Regions from separate parts of the Mus musculus genome. Here all the other regions are linked to region 3. The links are chromatin loops, found by intact Hi-C in ENCODE. Cell type or tissue: left cerebral cortex. All regions are shown on one strand. Links, peaks and the distances in the headings refer to the core of each region. The heading gives the core; the rest is flanking DNA.

Region 1 (6,321 bases), core at 1,322-6,321, 170 kb after region 3:
CTGCCTTGCAAATCAGTACTGGCACATCTGTAAGTATCATAGAATTGGAAAGGTTGGTTGTAGCCTACTTTGGATCAGGTTTGAACATGAAAATCTACAGTACCTATACTGCTGGCCACAAACACATATAAAGTCCTATAGTGGTTAAAGTATATAGTTATACAAAGTGAGTAGGGTTTCTTTCTTTCTTTCTTTCTTTCTTTCTTTCTTTCTTTCTTTCTTTCTTTCTTTCTTTTTTTTTAAGATTTATTTATTTATTATATGTAAGTACACTGTAGCTGTCTTCAGACACTCCAGAAGAGGGAGTCAGATCTCGTTAGGGATGGTTGTGAGCCACCATGTGGTTGCTGGGATTTGAACTCTGGACCTTCGGAAGAGCAGTCGGGTGCTCTTACCCACTGAGCCATCTCACCAGCCCGTGAGTAGGGTTTCTGATAAAATACTAGTTCTGGTGATCTCTAATGTGAGCCATTTATACTCCAAGGAAGCTTAAAAATCCATTTTGGAAAACAAATATTGTCCAGGTGCTAACTAAAAAAAAACTTTCTAAAAGTCCTATTGTTACTCTGTAGGTACCAGGCATCTGAGGGATGCTGAAAAGCATGAATGCATTTTAAGGAAGAATGACCAATAGGGAGACGGGATGTGAAAGCATGGGCGAGTTGTTCAGTGTGGTTGTCACTAGCTACAAAATTCAGTTCCTCAATCACACCACCAGCACCTCCAGCATTTGGTGCACATTTGGCCAGCAGGAACTCTCCTGAGCAGTATAAACACAAGACCTCAAGGTCTTAGATAGAACAGCACTGTAGAAGCAATGATTGAAGCAACAGGAATTGAGAAGACTTTTTGGGGCCTGGAACTCATGGTTCTATCAGGTTGAGAAGACTTTGTGTAATAAAGACTGCATTTGAATAGTAGAAGGACTGTTGCAAAGAAGTGACTACTGTTTTGTTCTACTTGAGGCTTTGAGGAATTTGATTGTTGGCCTGAAGCTTTATTTTGAAACAAACTTTGATATTATAGCAGGGAATAACCTTGACCTTCTGGTCTTGCTTTCGCTTCCTTGGCGCTTTGATAACAGGCAAGTGCTACCAGGCCTGAGTTAGGTAGCGCTGCAGATGGAGCCTAGGGTTTCATGAAAACTAGGCAAGCATTCTACCAACTGAGCTGTATCCACAACCCCTTGAATAAGAAACTTTATAAAAATTATTTATTTTTATTTTATGTGTATGAGTGTTTTGCCTGCATGTATTTATGAGTTCCACCTGTGTGCCTGGCATCCTTAGAGGGCACTGCATCCCCTGACACTTGACAGTTGTGAGCCATCATATGGGTGCTGGGACTGGATGTGGATCATCTGCAAGAGCACCAAGTGCTTTTAACCACTGAGCAGGAATAAAAATTTAAAAAGAACAGAGCTTTTGAAGATGGCTCAGTGGGGAAGCACTTTTTAAATAAATGTGAGGTCTTGAGTTTGAATCCCCCAAACTCACATAAAGTTGAGCATATTTATGTCAGTAATCTCAGTGCTCCCATTGTGAGATAGATAAAGAAGAAACTGTTCCCAAAAAATCAGGGTGAAAGTTTTTAGATATCTGTGGTTGTCCTATGATCTCTACTCATATATTCCACCCAAAAACTGTTAAACCTTTTATCAAAGCTACCGTTAAATTTGATTTCCCCTGGCACAGCAGTTGGTTCTCTGAATCCATAGATTAGGCCAACTGGATTGGAAATATTTTGGGGGAATTGTACTGAACATATGTAGACTTTATTTTTACACTTATGCAATATAGTGCAACAACTATTTATACACACATCCCATTCTTTAAAAAAGGGGTTTCTAGCTAAGGCTGTCAAGGATGTGTAGAGTGGGCTGACTTAGAACTTTTTGGGGGGAATTCTACACCTGCCTCAGATGTACTGAGATTTACGGATGTGGGCCATCATATCATGCCTGGCAAAGACACAATTTCATTTTTCATTGTACTGGTTATTATAATTAATGCAGAGATAATATAAAGTACATGGAGTGTGCATAGGTTCACATGTAAATAGCCTATACTAGGAATCTGACCGTCTTCCAGTCGGTTAATCGGATTAAGGGTGTCCTGAAAGCATTCTCCCATTGATACTGAGAGACACACGCATATTTAAGTGCATTCTGCCTGTCTATTAGGTACTGTGGAGTTGATATTTTTTAGGTGAGGTTGTGACGGCCTACTAGAGCTTACTTTTCTCTCTACAGTCAGATCAGTCTGTCTGAGTAGGAGATGAGACTATGTGGTAGAATTTTCCCTAGCATGCGCAAAAGACCCCGAATTTCATCCTTAGCCCTGCAAACAACAGTCACTTTGTAAAACCAGAAGCCCTATCCCTACCCCAACTCCTTTTGAGTGTACACGGCTGTATTTTAAGGGTTGTCAAATTTCCACTTCTGGGAGTCCGAGACATTTACAACTTTCTGAAACATACTTTGGCAGTAATCATTTGCCTTCATTAGCCCTAATTCCTCTAGTCTCTAATCACAAAGAAGTCAAGTACTCAGTTGCTGGATGGGTTACTGGAGGGGCACTAGGTGGGCGTGAAGATGGAGTCGGTAGAATATAAGGGCAGCAGTATCCTATCAGCGATCTGCTTACGGAATTAGAAGATGTTTTAGCATGCTCGTATCTGTTTTCCTTATCGGGTTCCAGGTACCAGCATAGGCAAGTTATCACTGAGATTCCTAATTGCCTTTCGCACGTGCCGAATCTATAGGTCTGGACTGGCTCACACACGACCTCCGGTGGACTCACCCAATTCCAGAGCAATTCATCTATCCTCATGGCCTTTTCCCATAAAATCTGTACTGAGTCAACTTACACAGAAGTCCAATCTCTGTTCAGCTTCAAGCAACTTGAGGGCATGGAGGGGCAATTCAGTTTCCAGTGCCTTCCTGGTACCCAGGACCTGACAAGCATCACTAAATACTGGCAGGGCAGCTGCAACAAGGGAGGGGGGCACAAAGAATTCTTACCCAGACGCCTAGAAGCTTCCCTGCGTTGCTCTCGGAGCCCGGAAGAAGGCGGGGAGCGGGGAGCAGCCCAGCGCGCGCATGGAAGGCCGAGGTGCGTTGCGGGCTGTGCCCCCAGGGCGAAGGCCCGGAGGCCGACGAGAGGCGCGGCCAGGCCGAACTCCTCGTGACGCCTCCCCCCCTTCTGCCGCTGCTAGTCAGGTGATTCCGGGCACGTGATAGTACCACTTACCCTGTTGTCCCAGAGTGGCAGCCCGCCCAGCCAATAATAAACCGAAGCTTGGCGGCGGCCCAATCGGAGCTGGGCTTATGGGCGGGCCCTGCGGCGGCTACTGCCGGGGGCGGCGGCAACAGCGGCGGCCTGGGGAGGCGGCGGCCTAACCTGGCCTGGCCTGTCAGGGCGCGGGCGGTGGTGGTCCAGCACCATGTCCCTGCAGTACGGGGCGGAGGAGACGCCCCTGGCCGGCAGTTACGGCGCAGCCGACTCGTTCCCCAAGGACTTCGGCTACGGCGTGGAGGAGGAGGAAGAGGAGGCAGCGGCGGGTGGCGGCGGAGGCGCGGGGGCCGGCGGCGGCTGCGGCCCGGGCGGCGCTGACAGCTCCAAGCCGAGGATCCTGCTTATGGGGCTCCGGCGCAGCGGCAAATCCTCCATCCAGAAGGTGAGCGCCCCGCAGCCGCCGCCTGCCCTTGGTTTTGCCCGGCCCACGGCGCTCAGGTGGCGGGTGCCCAGGAGGCCTGAGAGGGTGGAGGCCTGGCGCTGCGTCCCCGGGCACTGTCCACACCTGCGAGCGCAGAGCCTGGGCGCGGTTCGCCCAGGGTCCCCGACCTGGGCCTCCGAGGGTCGAGGGGGGCCAGGAGGCGACGCTGGCTGGAGGGAGGAGGCAGGTGCCGGTCACCGCCCTAGAACTCCTCCCTTCTGGTCGCTGCCCTTGTGGCGTTGACGAAACCGACCCGTCGTCCCCGGTTCTCACGCGGAGAACTTGGTGAGCGTGCTGTCCCGCCGCATCTCACTTAGGTGACAGGAGTTTTCAGGGATCTCCTCCCAGCCTCTGGACCGTAGCGGCGCCTGAAAGTGTTGTGGCGAAGACACTGGGCATCTCAGTGTTTGTTGTCAGTCTGTTGGAGACTTCTGTAAAAACATTTTTTGGGGGGGGGGGCGGGGGGGGGGACTCTATCGCTACACCTACTTTATTTAGAACTTGTAGCCCTGTGGTTGCAGTTACAGGTGACAGTCCCCAGTAGCTGGTCACAGCGATCTTTGGAGACGGTTTTGCAGGCGGACAGACATCAGTGCATTTGTTTTCACTTGGGTCCGTCGTGAACGAATAGAATGAATGCCTAAGGCTTTGTATTTTTAGGGAAATAGAGGCAGGGTTGATTTCTTTCAATCAGCCATTCCCATTACAAACAGAGCGAACTTCTGGTAAAACTACGGTCACAGACAACCATGCTTTCCCCATTTCCACTCTGACACAAAGGTCTGTCCAAACAGAAATCTCTGGTATTTTGTAGGGGTGGTGTTTTTAAAAAGCAACATCGCTGCCTACCCCCACATCTTCCGCCCCTGCACTTGCTGGACAACTGTTTTATTTTCTCACGTCTGTGTCAAAGTTAGACCTTTGGGGGGAGTGCTTATGCTAAGTAACTACCACTTGAAACCTATGAGAACTTTTTCTCTCTTCCAAGTTAACACTGAGAGACAAATTTGCTGTATGTTAGGGTTGTATCAGGCAAGCCTTAAAGCTACATCTCCAGCCCTGCTGTGGTTTTTTTGTTTTCTTCCTGTATAGCAGGCTGGCCAAGAACTGACTATGTAGCCAAGGGTGACTTTAAGCTCATCCTGAGCTTTCAGGTACGAGCTATCAGGTTGGCTTGGCTTGGTGCAGGTGCTGGAAGCCAGGGTATTATGCATGATAGGCAGGCTCTGGGACCACACTGAGCTACACCTTTGGCTCCCTGCTGTGATGATTGGCAGCTTATTGTTTTTACCATTTCCTGCCTTATGGAGCTGCCTCTTCCCTCCTCCCCCAGGTCTCCCTACTTCTCACTCTGGACAGTTTTACCTACTCAGGATCCCCTCCATTGTCTTTATTGTTCCTAAGAGCCTGAGGTAGGCGTGTGTGTTATTTTTGAATGAACACAAAGTCTCAAACATTACCTAGAATAGTTCATGATCTTAAAGCGGGTCTTGACAAGTTTAAATCTCTGATCACAGTTGTAATATTGGTACCACAGGATTTCTATGTAACTTTGGCAGTTAAATAGTCACAACGTTGTCTCTGTTTCTCTTAATAAAACCCAATAGGACCTGGCAAGGTGGTACTGTAATTTCAGTACTGGAGGAGGCAGAGGCAAGAGAATTGGATTTTGAGGTTAATCTGGGCTATATAGCTGAGGCTCTTTCTCAAAACAGCCCTCCTCTGCTCCCCTCCAAAAAGTTACAAACCCTGAGAATAGAAAAAGCAAATACACGGAAACCGTATGGGTCAGAGATGGTGGCACGAGAACACAGTTAAAGTAGTAAGAGAAAAACTCATCTTCAAAGTGGACTGAGTGGAAATTAACTTGGTGCCTTTTGTCAGAAATAGAAGAATAAATAGCACCAGTGATTGACTGTCCTATTATTACCTTATTTATTTATTTTGCATCAAGGTCACAGTTGTAAGGTTGGTGCCATGGGATTTCTAATATGACTTGTATAGTTAAATAGTTACAAAGTTGTCTCTGTTTCTCCTCACAGGTGGTGTTTCATAAGATGTCACCCAATGAGACTCTCTTTTTGGAAAGTACCAACAAGATTTATAAAGATGACATTTCCAACAGCTCCTTTGTGAACTTCCAGATTTGGGATTTTCCTGGGCAGATGGACTTCTTTGATCCAACCTTTGACTACGAAATGATCTTCAGGGGCACAGGAGCATTGATATATGTCATTGATGCACAGGTAGTTAGGCATGATGGTGTGTGCACCTCTCTGGTGGCAAAAAGGCAGAGAAAAGGAGGAAAGCTGTTTGTCTCCTTTGTCATGTGCTTGAAGCTACTCTCTTTCCAGTAGATCCCCTTATACTGCCTGCACCTGACTCCAGACTCTCAGGTGTTTAGGAGCTGCCATTTACATAATGAACCGTTACCATTGGCTTTCTACTTTTATTGGTTAATAGTAGATACTGCTGTACTTCATTAACTATTACAGTGGTCACCTCACCCACTGAAGTATCCATCGATGGCCACACCGTCAGGGAGAACATGAGAAATGAGTCCATTATAATGGACTTTCCTGACCTGTTAAAGTGGAATTTCTT
Region 2 (6,321 bases), core at 1,322-6,321, 62 kb after region 3:
AGCAGCAGACCCCTTTACCTACTGAATTAGCTAACTGTCTCAGAGCTTCTTAGTGTTGATTTTATAAAGAAAAGAGTTGACTACACCCCTAAGGTCTGTGAGCATTGGACTTCCGTGGTGGCGCACGCCTTTAATTCCAGCACTCGGGAGGCAGAGGCAGGCGGATTTCTGAGTTTGCGGCCAGCCTGGTCTACAGAGTGAGTTCCAGGACAGCCAGGGCTACACAGAGAAACCCTGTCTCAAACAAAACAAAACAAAAAAGCTAAAACAACAAAAAAATTTTTTAATTACTTTTATTTTTTGTATAGGTGTGTACTACAATGAATGACGTGTAGGATGTGTGTGTGTCTGTGTGTGTGTGTGTGTGTGTGAGAGAGAGAGAGAGAGAGAGAGAGAGAGAGAGAGAGAGAGAGATTGTCTTATCTGCCCCGAATCCCTGCATTTTAAAACAGTTAAAAAATATGGCATGGTGGTGCACGCCTTTAATCCCAGCACTAGGGAGGCAGAGGCAGGCGGATTTCTGAGTTTGCGGCCAGCCTGGTCTACAGAGTGAGTTCCAGGACAGCCAGGGCTATACAGAGAAACCCTGTCTCGAAACCCCCCCCCCCCAAATATGGTGAAAACCTGATCCAATTTGGGGCCACTTGGGAGGTTTAGGCCATTTTGGTGATCTTTCGCTGCCTCCTAGCTACAAAGAGGAAGGACCAGGAAAACAAAGTTTTCCAGAGAGTCCAGGAAAGAACCACAGCCTGCAGACCAAAGGCTCACCGGTCCCGCGCCCCGCCCTCCACCCCCCACATTCACATTCATGTCTGTTTTAGGCGGAGGGAGGACCCAGACAATGGCTGTTGCTCACGAGATGGAGATGGAGAGTGTGAATCTGAACATGGAGAGAGAGGGAAAGGAAGAACCGGAGGAGGAGAAAATGAAAGGGAATGGAGAAGGTAAAGACTTCCCCAGGAGCAGAAAGGTCCACAGGATCGTCTCCAAGTGGATGCTTCCTGAGCCAGTCCGAAGAACATACTTAGAGAGAGCCAACTGCCTCCCGCCGCCCCTGTTCATCATCCTCATCAGTCTGGCTGAGGTAAACGCCGCCCTGCTGAGGGGCCTCACATCACTTCAGCCTGGAGGCTGCGAAGTCAGGACAAAACCTACCTAGAGAAGAAACCATGTAGGAAGAGAGCACAGAGGGACGGGAGTTGCGCGTATGAAGCCTCCACCCCCTACCAGCTCCTGAGCTGATTTGCCCAGTCACTGCCCACCCAGGGGTTGGTTTCATCCACATCAAAAATCCGCTGCCAGGGTTGACTTCGGGAGCTTCATTTCGTTTTAGCTAGAGCGATCTTTAGAAACCTTGGGCCTGCTAATTAGCCTTTTTATTTTTATTTTATTTTATTCTTTTGAGATGGGATTTGACATTATCACCCAGGCTGACCTCTCACTCACTATGTAGCTCAGGCTGGCCACACACTCACTATAATCCTTTCGTCATAATCACCTGGGTGTTGCGATTCTAGGCATGCACCACCATGCTCAGCTTGCAAATTGACTTTATCTCATGAAACAAAATAGACTGGTTGGTCAGGTCAGTCTGGGGTATATATTTAGAACAGTCACCAGCTGCCTGAGCTTTCGGAGGGAAAATGTGGCATTTGCTGTGGGTGTCTACTTTGGGTGGACGGGATATATTCTCAGACTATGACCTGCTTAGCTTTCTTGGTTTCCCGAAGGAGGGCAAAGCTCAGAGAGGTGAGGTGAGTCACCCAAGGGTGCGTCTCTGTGACTGGGAAGGGCCAGGTTCCTCCCGTGCTTTGTGATACGAAGGTTTTTCTTGGAGACTGCTGTCTTAGGAGAGATTGCTGCCTGGAGGGCATGACTTCAGGGGCATTAGGATGTCCCTAGCACAATCAAGCCTCTTAATTCTCTCTAATGCCTGGCTTTGGTGTCAGGGACTGCAGTAGTTGGAGCTCCCCAGCAGAATTGAATCAATAGGCTGAGGGAGGTTTCAGCTCCACAGTCTTTAGGGTAAGCTGGAGACCCCACCCACCACGTGATGAGTTCAAGGTCGCTTACTAGTGTAATTCTTTTCCTCATCAAAAGCAGTCTTTTTCTATTAAGGCTTTCGCCTGATTGGGTGGAACTCAGCCACGAGATGGAGAGAAAGTGGTACCAACTTAAATGCCATCCTCACTTCAACAAATGATCTCAGATGAGCATGGTGGCATGGCCTTGTCATCTCAGAACTTGGAAACTGAAGCAGGAGGATCTTGATTTAAGGGAGCCTGGACTACAGTAAATTTGAGGCTAGCCTAGGCTATATAGTGAAATGCTATAACTAAGTAATTTACTAACTAGTGAATAACCAACTAACTAACTTACTTAGTAGCTAGACAATACACAAAAAGCAAAAAAAAAAAAATGTTCATAGAAACATGTGGAATAATGTTCAGAGATATATTCAAGTCTATCTGAACCTTGACAAATTAAACATAAAATTAACTGTTGTAGGAACCAAACCTTTTATGGCAAATGTGCAAGCATTTCTAGAGGATTATTTTGTCAAGTCTGATTGGGTTTGAAGGACATAGCTCTCCACTTTTTTTTTTTAAATGGGGTTCTATGGCACGACTAGGAAGCATTAGGAGTGTCTGGAGTGTCTGGAGTCACTGTATATCTGGATTACCTGGATACTGATACATCTGGACATACCATTCTGAGTATATGTGAGAAAGAGGGAGACACTGGAGAATACTGGGAGATGTTCACATATTTAAGAATAAGGCAGCACAGCTCTGACAGCTGTAAATTCTGTGAGCTTTGAGAGCACAGCGCCCCACAGTGAGGTCCTGGAGCAGGTGCCAGGGTAGCTGGCTCTTACAGGAGGATGACTTGTAGACATTGCCTTGTTGATAGAGGGCTTGCCCAGCACACTCACTCTCCAAGGTCTTGTAAAACCAGGCACAGTGGGACACACCTGTAATCCCAGCACTTGAAAACTGGAGACAGAAGCTCAAGAAAAGTCACCCTCACTGCATAGCAAGTTCAAGGCCAGCCTGTGATTCATGAAACTATGTTAAAAAAAAAAGTAAGAAGGGAGAAAGAAAGAAAGAAGGAAAGAAAGAAAGAAAGAAAGAAAGAAAGAAAGAAAGGACAAAGAAGAGAAAGAAAAGAAAAGAATGGAAAGGTTGCAAAAAATAGAATAGAATCCCCAATTCTTCCATTGTTAATATTACATAGCTCCAAAGTACCTTAGTTAGATCTGTTTGGTATATCATTGGCTGAGGAACCCTTAACAGAAATGCTCACATCAGAAGTGGTTCATGTTTCTGAATATTTCTTTTTTTTTCTTTTTTATATTTATTATTTAATTGTGTGTAAGTGCAGGTGCCTGCAGAAGCCAGAGTTATTGGATCCCTCCTGGAGCTGAAGTTACAAATGGTTGTGAGCTACCTGATATGTGTACTGAACTCTGGTCCTTTGGAAGAGCAGTGTATGCTTTTATTCACTGAATCATCTCTTCAGCATCCATGTTTCAGAATATTTCTGAGTTGTTTTTTAATTATGTGTATATATGTGTGGGAATGGGGCGGGTTGGGCATGTGAGTGCACATACCCTTGGGTGCCAGAAGGGGGCGCTGGATTCCCTGGAGCTGGAGTTAAGCAGTTGTAAGCTGTATGATGTAGATGCCAGGAACTGAATTCAGGCCCTTCCCAGTTGCAGTGTATGTACCCTTGATGGCTTAGCCATATTTCCAGTTCCAATTTTGGAATATTTGTATAGACTTTAGTGCTCCCAAATCTTAAACGTTGGGTGTAAGGAGATAGTTCAGTCAGTAAAGTACTTCCCATGCAGGCATGTGGACACGAAATCAATCCTCAGAGCCCATGTAAAGGAGCCAGGAGTGGTGGTTTGTGCTTGAATCCTAGCACTGGTGAGGTGGGGACAGGTGGATAGACCCCCGAGGCTTGCTAGCTAGCCAGCCTAGCCTACTGTTTGAACTTCAGGTCACTGAGAGTCTCTGTCTCCAAAAGCAAAGTGTGTGGCACCCGAGGAAGGACACCTGAGGTTGACCTCTGGGTTCCACATGTATGTGCACACACATGAGCACTGGCATATACACACAAACTAAAACTTGCTTTTAACAGTTTTATTTTTTTAATGTATATGGTGTTTTGCCTGCATATACAGAGCTATGCACCACGTGTGTGCCTCACGCCCTCAGAGGCCAGAAGAAGGCCATAGATTCCTTGTCACTGGAGTTAGAGACGGTTGTGAGCCACTCTGTCGGTGCTGGGAATCAAACCTGGTCCTCTGGAAGATCAGCCAGTGCTCTTAACCCCTGAGCCATCTCTCTAGATTTCTAAAACATTTTGAAGTGTCATGTTGATGCTCAAAAACTGAAAAATTTGGAGCATTTGGATATCATATTTTGTAACCAGGAGGCTGAAGTTGCACTCTTAACTAAACTCCAGACTTAGATTTGATCCTTTTTCCTCACTAATGTCCTCTTTCTCGTCCTCTGGTCCTTCCAATACAGGGTTTCACACTGCGTTAAGTTGTCCTGCCTCCTCAGGCTCCTATGATTCATGGCAACTTCTCAGTGGTCTATGAAGACCCTGATAAAGATGAAGTATATTGGCCAGGTACCTTGTAGAGTGTCCTCATCTGGGGTTGTCTGAGGTTTTTTTCTTTTCATGCTTAGAATAGAGTTGGAAGTATAGAGGAAGAAAGGCACAGGTTAAGTGTCTTTCATCACATCATGAGGTAAATGACATCACTGGGACGCTAGTCATCATCACTGTAGTAAGCCAGACTCTGTCTGACAGGCTTCTGGGCTGTGAAGATAAAGTGAAGGAAGGTGAGGGACAGGGGCTATGTAATTAGGGAGGGCGCTAGGGAACACAGTGACAGCAAAGTGTCAGAGAAGCCAGGAGAAGGGGACTCAGAAAGTCATCATTACCATCTGGTCCATCACCTGCTCATCATGAGGACATATGACCACGGTGGGCATGGTGGAGAGATCCAGTTTCAACATCTTCTGAGCCCACAAAGAGCTAACCATTCAGACACAATTACTGCTTGTGGGTTTTAATGGGGCCCAGCTCCTGAGAGAGCTTGGTTAACATGCATGATCGCTCCTCCCTGACAGCTGGCTGTGTTTATTTATTATGCGGTGTGGAAGCCACAGAAGCAGTGGATCACCCTGGACACGGGGATCTTGGAAAGTCCCTTGACGTACTGCCCTGAGAAGAGGGAGGAAGCCTGGAGGTTTATCTCATACATGCTGGTCCATGCCGGGTAAGGAATGATGGCCCAGTCAATGCTGTCCAAAGAGTTCTTAAGTAATAGTTAGGCTGGTCAAGGTGGTGCATGCCTGACATTCCGCACTAGGGAGCCAGAGAGAGATCATGGCAAACTTGAGGCCAACATGACCTAGATATAGAATTTCAGGCCAGCCAGCCACATAGCCGGACTCTGTCTTAAAACACAAACAAAAACAGGGTGTGTGTAAGAGATGACTCAGAGGGTAAAGACACCGTCCAGACCCAACAGCTTGAGTTCGAGCCCCAGAACTCATATAGTGGAAGGAGAGAGCTGAATCCTGCAAGTTGTCTTTTGACATTTACACACACACACACACACACACACACACACACACACACAAAGATTTTAAAATTAAAAGAAAAAAAGAACACAGCAGAGAGAAGTGGGGCACTCCTTGAATCCCAGCACTGTGGAGGCAGAGGCTGGTGGATCTCTGAATTGAAGGCTAGCCTGCTTTACACAGAATTCCGGGTCAGCCATGTCTACCTAGTGAAACGCTGTCAGGGGACAGGGGAATGAAGGAAGAAACCCAAATCACCACTAATCTGTTTGGAATTTTTGTTATGATTATTATTATTTTTATTTGTGTGTGTCTGCCACATGTGCAATGGTCCCCTTGGAAGCTAGAAGTGCTGTGCTCTGCATAACCGTCTAATTCTGGTATTGATATATGAATATTAATGAGACAAGACCAGATCACTATCAAACCAAGAGTTATCAAACCCTACTTATTGGATGTTGTCCAGTGCTCCATTTAGGTGACGAAGGAGTTGAACTGAATCACCAGACTGCCTCTCCCAAACATATTCTGTAAAAAATTAACCTGTGAGCACTTGGACTGATGTATGGGACTTGTTGTGTATCAGTTAAATAGCAGCGTACGGAGGTATGTACAGGATAGAGAAGCAGTACAGGTGGAGCTGGACAGAAGGCACAGGGAAGAGTGCCCGCCCTGTGGGCATGGTCTCAAGTGTCTGCAGCCCCAGCACTGAACA
Region 3 (7,852 bases), core at 1,534-6,533:
ACAAGGATGTAAGCAACTGCCAGGAAACAAGAAAGGACAAGCATGAGGGCAGAAGGTTCCGAACAACTCCACCTGCCTCCGGAGCAGCTGAGTGAACAATGGAGAGAGACACTTCCAGCCTGGGAGGATCCACTAGTAAGTCTGAGATGCTAACACAGACTCTAAGCTTCCTCTCTTACACAGGAGGAAAACAGCTGTGGTGCTCTTCTGACGACCACCTAAAGAAGGGAAACTGGCTTGCTTATTTATTTATTTATTTATTTATTTATTTATTTTCCCAAGACAGGGTTGCTCTGTGTAGCCCTGGCTGTCCTGGAGCTCACTCTGTAGACCAGGCTGGCCTCGAACTCAGAAATCCACCTGCCTCTGCCTCCCAAGTGTTGGGATTAAAGGCCTCCGCCACCACTGCCCGGCTAGTTATTTTTAACTATGCAAATTTCCTTATAATACTTAGGATGTTAATCCTTCATTCTCATCACTATTTAGCTTTTAGTTTCTAGGTTATTTATCAGGCTAAATTCCTCCTTAAAACTAATGTTTCTGAGCTACTATAAGACAAAACTAAATAACTTTCAAGACTCAGCCCTATGTGGGGGATGGAAGAGCACACCTCAGGAGGCAGAGCCAGGTGGATCTTTGTGAGTTCTTGACCAACTAACTAGGCTACCTACCTTAAGAAAGTTTGTCTCGATGCCCTCCCCAAACTCAGCCCTAAGGCAGGCATGGAAATAGGAGTCTGTTATTCCACTCAGCATACAGGAGGTAAGGGTAGGAAGAACAGGAGTTCAAACTCAAGCTTGGCTACGTGGCAATAACAAGTGGGAAGCTACTCAAAGTCAGACTGACTCTAAACCAGGCAATGCATGCCTCAAAACCAGAGTTCAAGGTCATCCTTAGTTGTCTACTGAACTTCTCAAATCCAGCTTGGGTTATGTCTCCCCCCAACCCACCCACAAAAAAAGGGAGGAAGAGGAGAAGGAAAATAAAATCCCATTATTAACTAAATTCCCCCTTAGATGACACCATTGTTATTTGGTATATTGAGATAGCCCTGGGTAGCTTGGAATTCATTCTATAGACCAGGCTGGCCCTAAGCTTGTAGCAATTCTGCCTCTCAAGTGTGGAGAGTATGGGTCGCCAAACCCACTTAGTCTATTTGTAGAGCAACTAGCAACATCTCTATTTTATCCTTGAATCCAGAGGACATGTTCTACCTAAGCTAAAACATTAAGTAATAGATTAATTCTTCATGTTTCTTTCATGACTGACAGAACCAAAATCTAATAAGCATTAAGAAACAAGGTTTGGGGGTGTATTTAATACATTAAAAAGTTAAAAAATATAACTGAGCTGGGCGTGGTGGCACACGTCTTTAATCCCAGCACTCGGGAGGCAGAGGCAGGTGGATTTCTGAGTTCGAGGCCAGCCTGGTCTACAGAGTGAGTTCCAGGACAGCCAGGGCTACACAGAGAAACCCTGTCTCGAAAAACCAAAAAAAGAAAAAAAAAAAAAAAAAGTAACTGAGCTCAGGGCATTTAGTTCCCCAGAGCAAACTGAGGTTCTGGTTTTCAGAGTCAGCATGCCCAACAACAAAGACGACCTCATTACAGGACTCTGCCATACTCAGTCTCTGAACACATTTTAAAATGATCACTAAACAACTGTGCTCAGCTGGACCACTACACAAATGGTATAGAAAATTAAGTACTGAGGAAATAAAATTTTTGTTTCAACAGACATTTATGCCTCTGCCTTTTTGAAATGGGGGTCTTCCTATGAGGCTCTGGCTGGTGTAGAATTTTTAGGTTCACTTGATCTTCCTGCCTCAGCCTTGCCTGCCCCTGCTTTTGGGGCCCTTCATAAAAACAAACAAGCAAAAAAAAAAAAAAAAAATCTTCCAACTGTTCAGTCATTCTGTGGGTGAGGCTATATATAACATTAAGTCACCAGGGAATTTAAATTGAAAAGATTGCATTGTGGGTCAGACTAGGTAATGGATGCAAGACTCTATTTAGAAATGATTCTTGGAATCAGCCGTGATGGGTTACAAGTCTGTAATTCCAGTCACTTGTGAGGCTGGGGCAGGAGGGCTGCTGAGTTCAAGACAGGCCTGGACCACACTGTGGGTTCCAGGCCAGTCTAGAGAGTGAGACACTGTCACAAAACAGCAAAGTGAAAGACTATTCAGATTAACAACCTCAAGGAAAAGATGGAGAAAGCAGGTCTAGTGGAAAGAGCAGAGCCACAGTTAAAGGAAATGGATGATACGACGACGTGAACACAGGTAAAGCTCGAGAGGACTGCTGGTGGCAGCAGTATCCTTGAGGGGCTAAGCACAGGAAGGAGGAAATGAAAACTAGAGGCACTAGAGACTGCAAGATGTAAGGGGGAAAAATGATTTAAAGGGACTGCAGGTTTTCCTAATGCTTGAGGAACAACAATAAGAAGAAAACAAAGAAACAACTTGGCCAAATCCACTTTTGAGGGATTATTTCTGGGATCCCTCTAATTTGCTGAATATGGGTGCTGAAGCGCGTTCCCTCCTCCTACTGCAATATGATAGGCATCTTTACTGCCCCATGAGTCCTTCTTTTTGCCTTGTCTAAAACGAAGTGCCTTACTCAAGTCGAGTCACTGTATTAGATATTTGAATTTTGAGTACAGAATCTCTGTATACTTAAGGATTCTCAAATACTAGCCAACCAACTACCCACTTCAAGCCATACCCGAAACAAGACAATAGCCACACGATAAAACAAGGTCAGTCCGTCTCTTAAGAAATAGTCTGGTTGAAATTGCATTCCATGGCTTCTGCTCCCTAAAGAATTCTAGAAATCAAGTCTTCCTAAAAGCACCTTGCGGCGCTACATACGCTCACGCCCCTTCCCCTCTATCCGTCTCCCGCCCCACTCATGGCTGGGTTCGTGAGCAGAATCCAATTTTCCATGGCCCACTGGATCTCCCGGGAGGTTCCGCACAAGCGGAGGCAGGAGGGGCTTCAGGGACACCAAGAGCCTTCGGCGGTCTGGGGTATCCCCACCTCATTTTGGTGCCCACCCCTCAGACTCTCCAGCTCCAGGAAACCCGAAAACCGACACTGTGGGGTCACTGCCCTTCCCGGATGTCTCTCGTCCCCGGAAGCAACCGGGCCCAGCAGCACCCCAGTTCCTTTTTCTCCCAAGGCCGATATGGGGTGCGGAGGTGATCTCGGCCGGTGTCCACGACCCCCGCACCCTCCCCGCCCCCCACGCCCGGGCCTGGCTTCCTGCCAAGTCCGCAGCAGCAGCGCAGGTTACCGGGAGTTGGAAGACGACGCTCGCTGCCGGGTGGGGCAGGCTGCTGGAGGCTCGCCGGCGGCGTCTGCATCTGAAGCGGCGGCGGCTCGGCGTCCGGGGGCCTGAGGCCCGGAGTGGGGCCGGGCAGAGGGGCGCAGCGTCGCCGCTTCGGGGAACCGGGGCTCAGCAGCGCCGCCTCGAACTCCATGGGCCGCTTCAGTGTCGCCCCGCACGCCATCCCGCGGAAGGGCCAGAGACCAGACGCAGACGCGGCAGCAAGGACTGCCCTGGATCCAACTCTTCAGCTACGGCTCCCAAGCCAAGCCGGCTCCAATGGCGCCTCCGGCACCCGGCAGCCGCGCTGGCCCCGCCTCCTGTGACGTCACGGGCGTGCGCCACCGCCCGGCAGAGGGGAAGAAGTCGGAAAAGGGCCGATCCGGGAGGCCCGCGAGCCTGGGCTCGGCCCATGGCGCCCCCTGCGGAAGAAGTAGGCCGGTCTGGGCGGAGAGCGTGGTCGCCTAGCAACACCCCCGCCCCCGCCCCTCCCAGGGCCCCCCCCTTCACGCTCTCTGCCGGAGTGGCCTGGGAGGTCTTTCGCACCTGCGCGGCAGGGGCCTCGGGGGCGGGGGATGGGAGAGACCCTGGGAGACCGGGGTTCCCTTGGCCGCGTGACCGATAAAAGAGGTGATTCTAAAGGGTTATCAAAGGATTTTGTCTTGAGTCCCAGGAAATCTTCACAAACATAACCGGGTTATCTAAGGATAGACTTTATTTAATCCACGAACCCTGTGCAATCATGGGCAAAATTGGAAGGGGAGGTGTGTTACAAATGAATGTATTTTGGGGATAGATGACCCGGCCATTAATCGGATCACTAAATGGATATGTGTTACGCAAAAAAGGATTAAAAGGAAAAAAAAAAAAACAAAAAACAATCCTACCAGAAAACTCACTGGCTTAAACTGTCTAACCAAGTGATACCAGGGTGTTAGGAACTTCCCCTGATAGCTGATTTGGCAGTTGGCTTCCTCATCCGACTTGGCAACTCAGACTGGTTCTTCCTCGGGTCAATCGAGATTCTCTGCCGTACTGTTGGCTGGAAAATGCTTTTGATATTCAGCAAATGAATAGAAAACAGGGAGGTTCTGCTTTAGGGAACTCTGGTTGTAATTTTCCTGGGGAGTAACTCCAGTGCTTTCAAATACATCAATAGAGTCATCAGAACAACACCTCCACATTCAAAGCCTTTCTGTAATTATTTGTATATTAGTGGCTGTGATTCCTGTAATCTGGCTTTAACATTATCTCTGTAACAGATTTTTCTAGAACAGTCCAAATTTTAGATACTCATTTCTAATTGCCAAGATGGCTGTCACAGTACTTCAACACACTTGGGGTTAGACAATAAAGGCATACTATCTCCAATCTTCCTCCTCCTTCTCCGCCTCTTCTTCCTTCTCCTCCTGTTCGTTTTGGTTGCTTTTCTCTGAGTCCTCTTCCGTTTCTACAAACTCTTTAAAGATCATAACATAGGTCATATACTTTCACATTTATTTCTGTAAAATATAAGACAGCACAGCATACCAAATTGCTGGTTTTCTGTTTGTTTTGCCATATTGGGATTCAAGCCTCCCTAGGCACATTACCCATGTTAAGTTTATTTTAGCACATTTATTGTCAATATAGATGTAACGTGGTTTAAACTAAAATCTAGAAATAAAACATTAGAGTTTTTTTTAAAAAAAAAAAACCTCACAATTATCTTGGTGGTAAATGACTGAATTTAAAATTCAGTTCTGAGCTTCTTGAAGGCTAAAGAAAAATGAAACCATAGTCATGATGAATAGGTGTTATCTGAATGGAACCAGTTCACCAGAGGACACAGACCATCATTTTGTGTATCACTTTAATTCCAAAGGTAGACTGTCATGACTTTATTAGGAAACAATGATGTAATAAAGCCTTTAAGACCGCTTGCATGGCTGTTTCTATGTTCAATAAAAGCCAAGGACATGAAAAGCCACTTCACGATGGTTATTTTTTAAGGGGACCTAAGAGCATCAAGTAAATTGTTTTCTTGTGGTATAAACAGATCCAAAGTGAACGATTAGAAGACTTGAAAAGTATGTCCCTTGGGTAGTCATTTTAAACACACCTCTCTTAGTAGGGTTTTGCTACGTGCTTTGGTAGTCACTCTGTGATCCTTTAAAACATTGAGTGTGCCTTGGAATATTAGTGTTTTAAAGGAGGAAGCTGTAATTTGAATATATGTCTAACTGTGCTTCAAAACCATACATTCCTTGAGAATAACAAGGAAGCCTTTATTCATCTGTATTTCCCCACGACTTGCACAGTGAATGTGGCAGGAATAGACACGGAATAAATATTAGTCAATGAATAAGTGGTAATTATTATTCTATCTCTGAAAGTTGATAGACCACATTGTTGAATGAGGTGGTTTTTAGATGATTCAGAAGCCAAACAAGTAGGTGGTATATCCTATGAGATGTTGCAAATGACAGTGGCTCAGAGACATGCCTCTGAGGGAGGTGGATGGGCTGCTCTGACAGGATGGAAACGCAGTCCTTATGAGGTCACCACACTCCAGGTCAACTTTGTTGTGAGTGATACAGTGACTCGACTAGGCATGTACATGCATGCACCCAACACACGTAATTGAGCATCTCTGTGTAAGGCATCAGGGCAACCAAGCTTTGTTGCTGTAGATACTTGGATATGAAAAGAGGCTTGCTTCCTGTCCTCCAAGGGTTTCTAGTCTGCTAGAGATGACAGATACTAATGAAACAGTCACCACAACAAATATCTAATTATAATCTCTGACAAGTACTGGGAAGGAAAGGGACAGGAAGTAAGGTGAGCATACAACTGGGAGTCTTAAGCTATCCTAGAACCGATAACAACGGAAGAAGCAGACGTTAAGTTAAGAGCTGGCAATGTAACAATGTAACCAGGAAAGTGTGCTAAAAGAGGGGCCTCACCCAAGAAGAGACAACTTATAGAAAAGCCTATGAAATGCTGGAGGAACCAAAGAAGTCTCAAGTGGCTGTGGCCCAGAGCATGATGAATTCAGAGAGATAAAAACTAGAACTTTGTGGTTAGATTTACATGTGAAAAAACTCCTGGCTACACTATGGAGAACAGGTTGGAGGGGATGAGAAAGATGTGAAGGAGATAAATGTTTAAAGGAGGGAATTGAAGCCAGGTGTGGTGGTCTGTAATTCTACCACTTGGTAGGTGGAGAAAGATCGGGGCTACCCTCTGCTATGTGGCAAGTTGGAGGCCAACCTGGACTATAAAAAGACTTGGTTTCAAAAACGACCCCAAATCTCCTTATACCTCTACTCATCTCTCCCTTTCCACTAACACAGACAATGACCTGCAGCTATGGAGGAAAGTAGCTGTCGATGGTGAAGGGAGCGTAGAAGATGGAATCAACAGAGATCCTAGTGAGTCTTAGTGAGGAGACAATAGTGCATCCAGAGTGAAGGTGACAGTGAGTCCCAGAGTGGAAGTGACATTGAGTTCCAGTGTGGAGGTGACAGTGAGTCCCAGGGTGGGGGTGACAGTGAGTCCCAGTGTGGAGGTGACAGTGAGTCCCAGTGTGGAGGTGACAGTGAGTCCCAGGGTGGAGGTGACAGTGAGTCCTAGGGTGGAGGTGACAGTGAGTCTCAGTGTGGAGGTGACAGTGAAGTCCAGTGTGGAGGTGACAGTGAGTCCTAGGGTGGAGGTGACAGTGAGTCTCAGTGTGGAGATGACAGTGAGTCCCAGTGTGGAGGTGACAGTGAGTCCCAGTGTGGAGGTGACAGTGAGTCCTAGGGTGGAGGTGACAGTGAGTCTCAGTGTGGATGTGACAGTGAAGTCCAGTGTGGAGGTGACAGTGAGTCCTAGGGTGGAGGTGACAGTGAGTCTCAGTGTGGAGATGACAGTGAGTCCCAGTGTGGAGGTGACAGTGAGTCCCAGTGTGGAGGTGACAGTGAGTCCCAGGGTGGAGGTGACAGTGAGTCTCAGTGTGGAGATGACAGTGAGTCCCAGTGTGGAGGTGACAGTGAGTCCCAGTGTGGAGGTGACAGTGAGTCCTAGGGTGGAGGTGACAGTGAGTCTCAGTGTGGAGGTGACATTGAGTCCCAGGGTGGAGGTGACAGTGAAGTCCAGTGTGGAGGTGACAGTGAGTCCCAGTGTGGAGGTGACAGTGAGTCTCAGGGTGGGGGTGACAGTGAGTCCCAGTGTGGAGGTGACAGTGAGTCCCAGTGTGGAGGTGAGGGGTGGCAGGGTTTACATGTTCCTGATTGGCTTTCAATTTTCTCAGAGCTATTTCATGAGAAAGTTTGTATATGTGGGTGCATGCATGAGTGAGTGTGCATGTACCTATGTGTGTGCACATGACAGCCGCAATACACACGTGGAGTCAGAGGATAGCTTGTGGAAGTCATTTCTCTTCTACCACCTGAGTCTCAGGGGGTTGTCTTGTCAGGTTTGGTGGCAGGTGCCTTTGCCCACTAAGTTATCTCACCAAGCCATTTTTCTTGAGACAGAGTCTCATTAAGTTGCCTGAACTG

Evidence for each region. Hi-C counts contacts between places; a loop is a spot of excess contacts. Peaks named below come from ENCODE experiments on the same cell type or tissue, not always from the same donor. Only the 100,000 strongest peaks of a DNase experiment are listed, where the experiment ranks them.
Region 1: a loop joins it to region 3, with 3 times the contacts of the local background. A loop is called at or near these places in 7 of 42 quality-filtered maps.
Region 2: it touches region 3 in a loop (2.4-fold over the local background); 2 of 42 quality-filtered maps call a loop at or near these places.

Annotation. Positions count from the first base shown.
Region 1 is chr4:123,914,090-123,920,410 of GRCm38, forward strand. Rragc (Ras-related GTP binding C) reads left to right here and starts at 3,344. Exons shown (of 7, transcript NM_017475.2): 1 at 3,344-3,678; 2 at 5,760-5,963. The coding sequence starts at 3,445. It also overlaps D130007C19Rik. In left cerebral cortex, for the core only: no CTCF peak of the experiment used is centred there; DNase peaks (open chromatin) are centred at 3,273, 3,936 and 4,562; H3K4me3 peaks cover 2,867 bases; H3K27ac peaks cover 1,623 bases.
Region 2 is chr4:123,809,093-123,815,413 of GRCm38, forward strand. It overlaps Rhbdl2 (rhomboid like 2), which reads left to right. Exons shown (of 8, transcript NM_183163.2): 2 at 822-1,084; 3 at 5,151-5,299. The coding sequence starts at 842. Among named protein-coding and RNA genes, the nearest start is that of Rhbdl2, 24 kb to the left of the region's middle. In left cerebral cortex, for the core only: a CTCF peak has its summit at 3,605 (motif pointing right); a DNase peak (open chromatin) is centred at 1,632.
Region 3 is chr4:123,746,652-123,754,503 of GRCm38, forward strand. Akirin1 (akirin 1) reads right to left here and starts at 3,648. Exons shown (of 5, transcript NM_023423.3): 1 at 3,297-3,648. The coding sequence starts at 3,513. In left cerebral cortex, for the core only: CTCF peaks have their summits at 2,379 and 3,722; DNase peaks (open chromatin) are centred at 2,191, 2,564, 2,981, 3,692 and 1 more place; H3K4me3 peaks cover 2,781 bases; H3K27ac peaks cover 2,550 bases.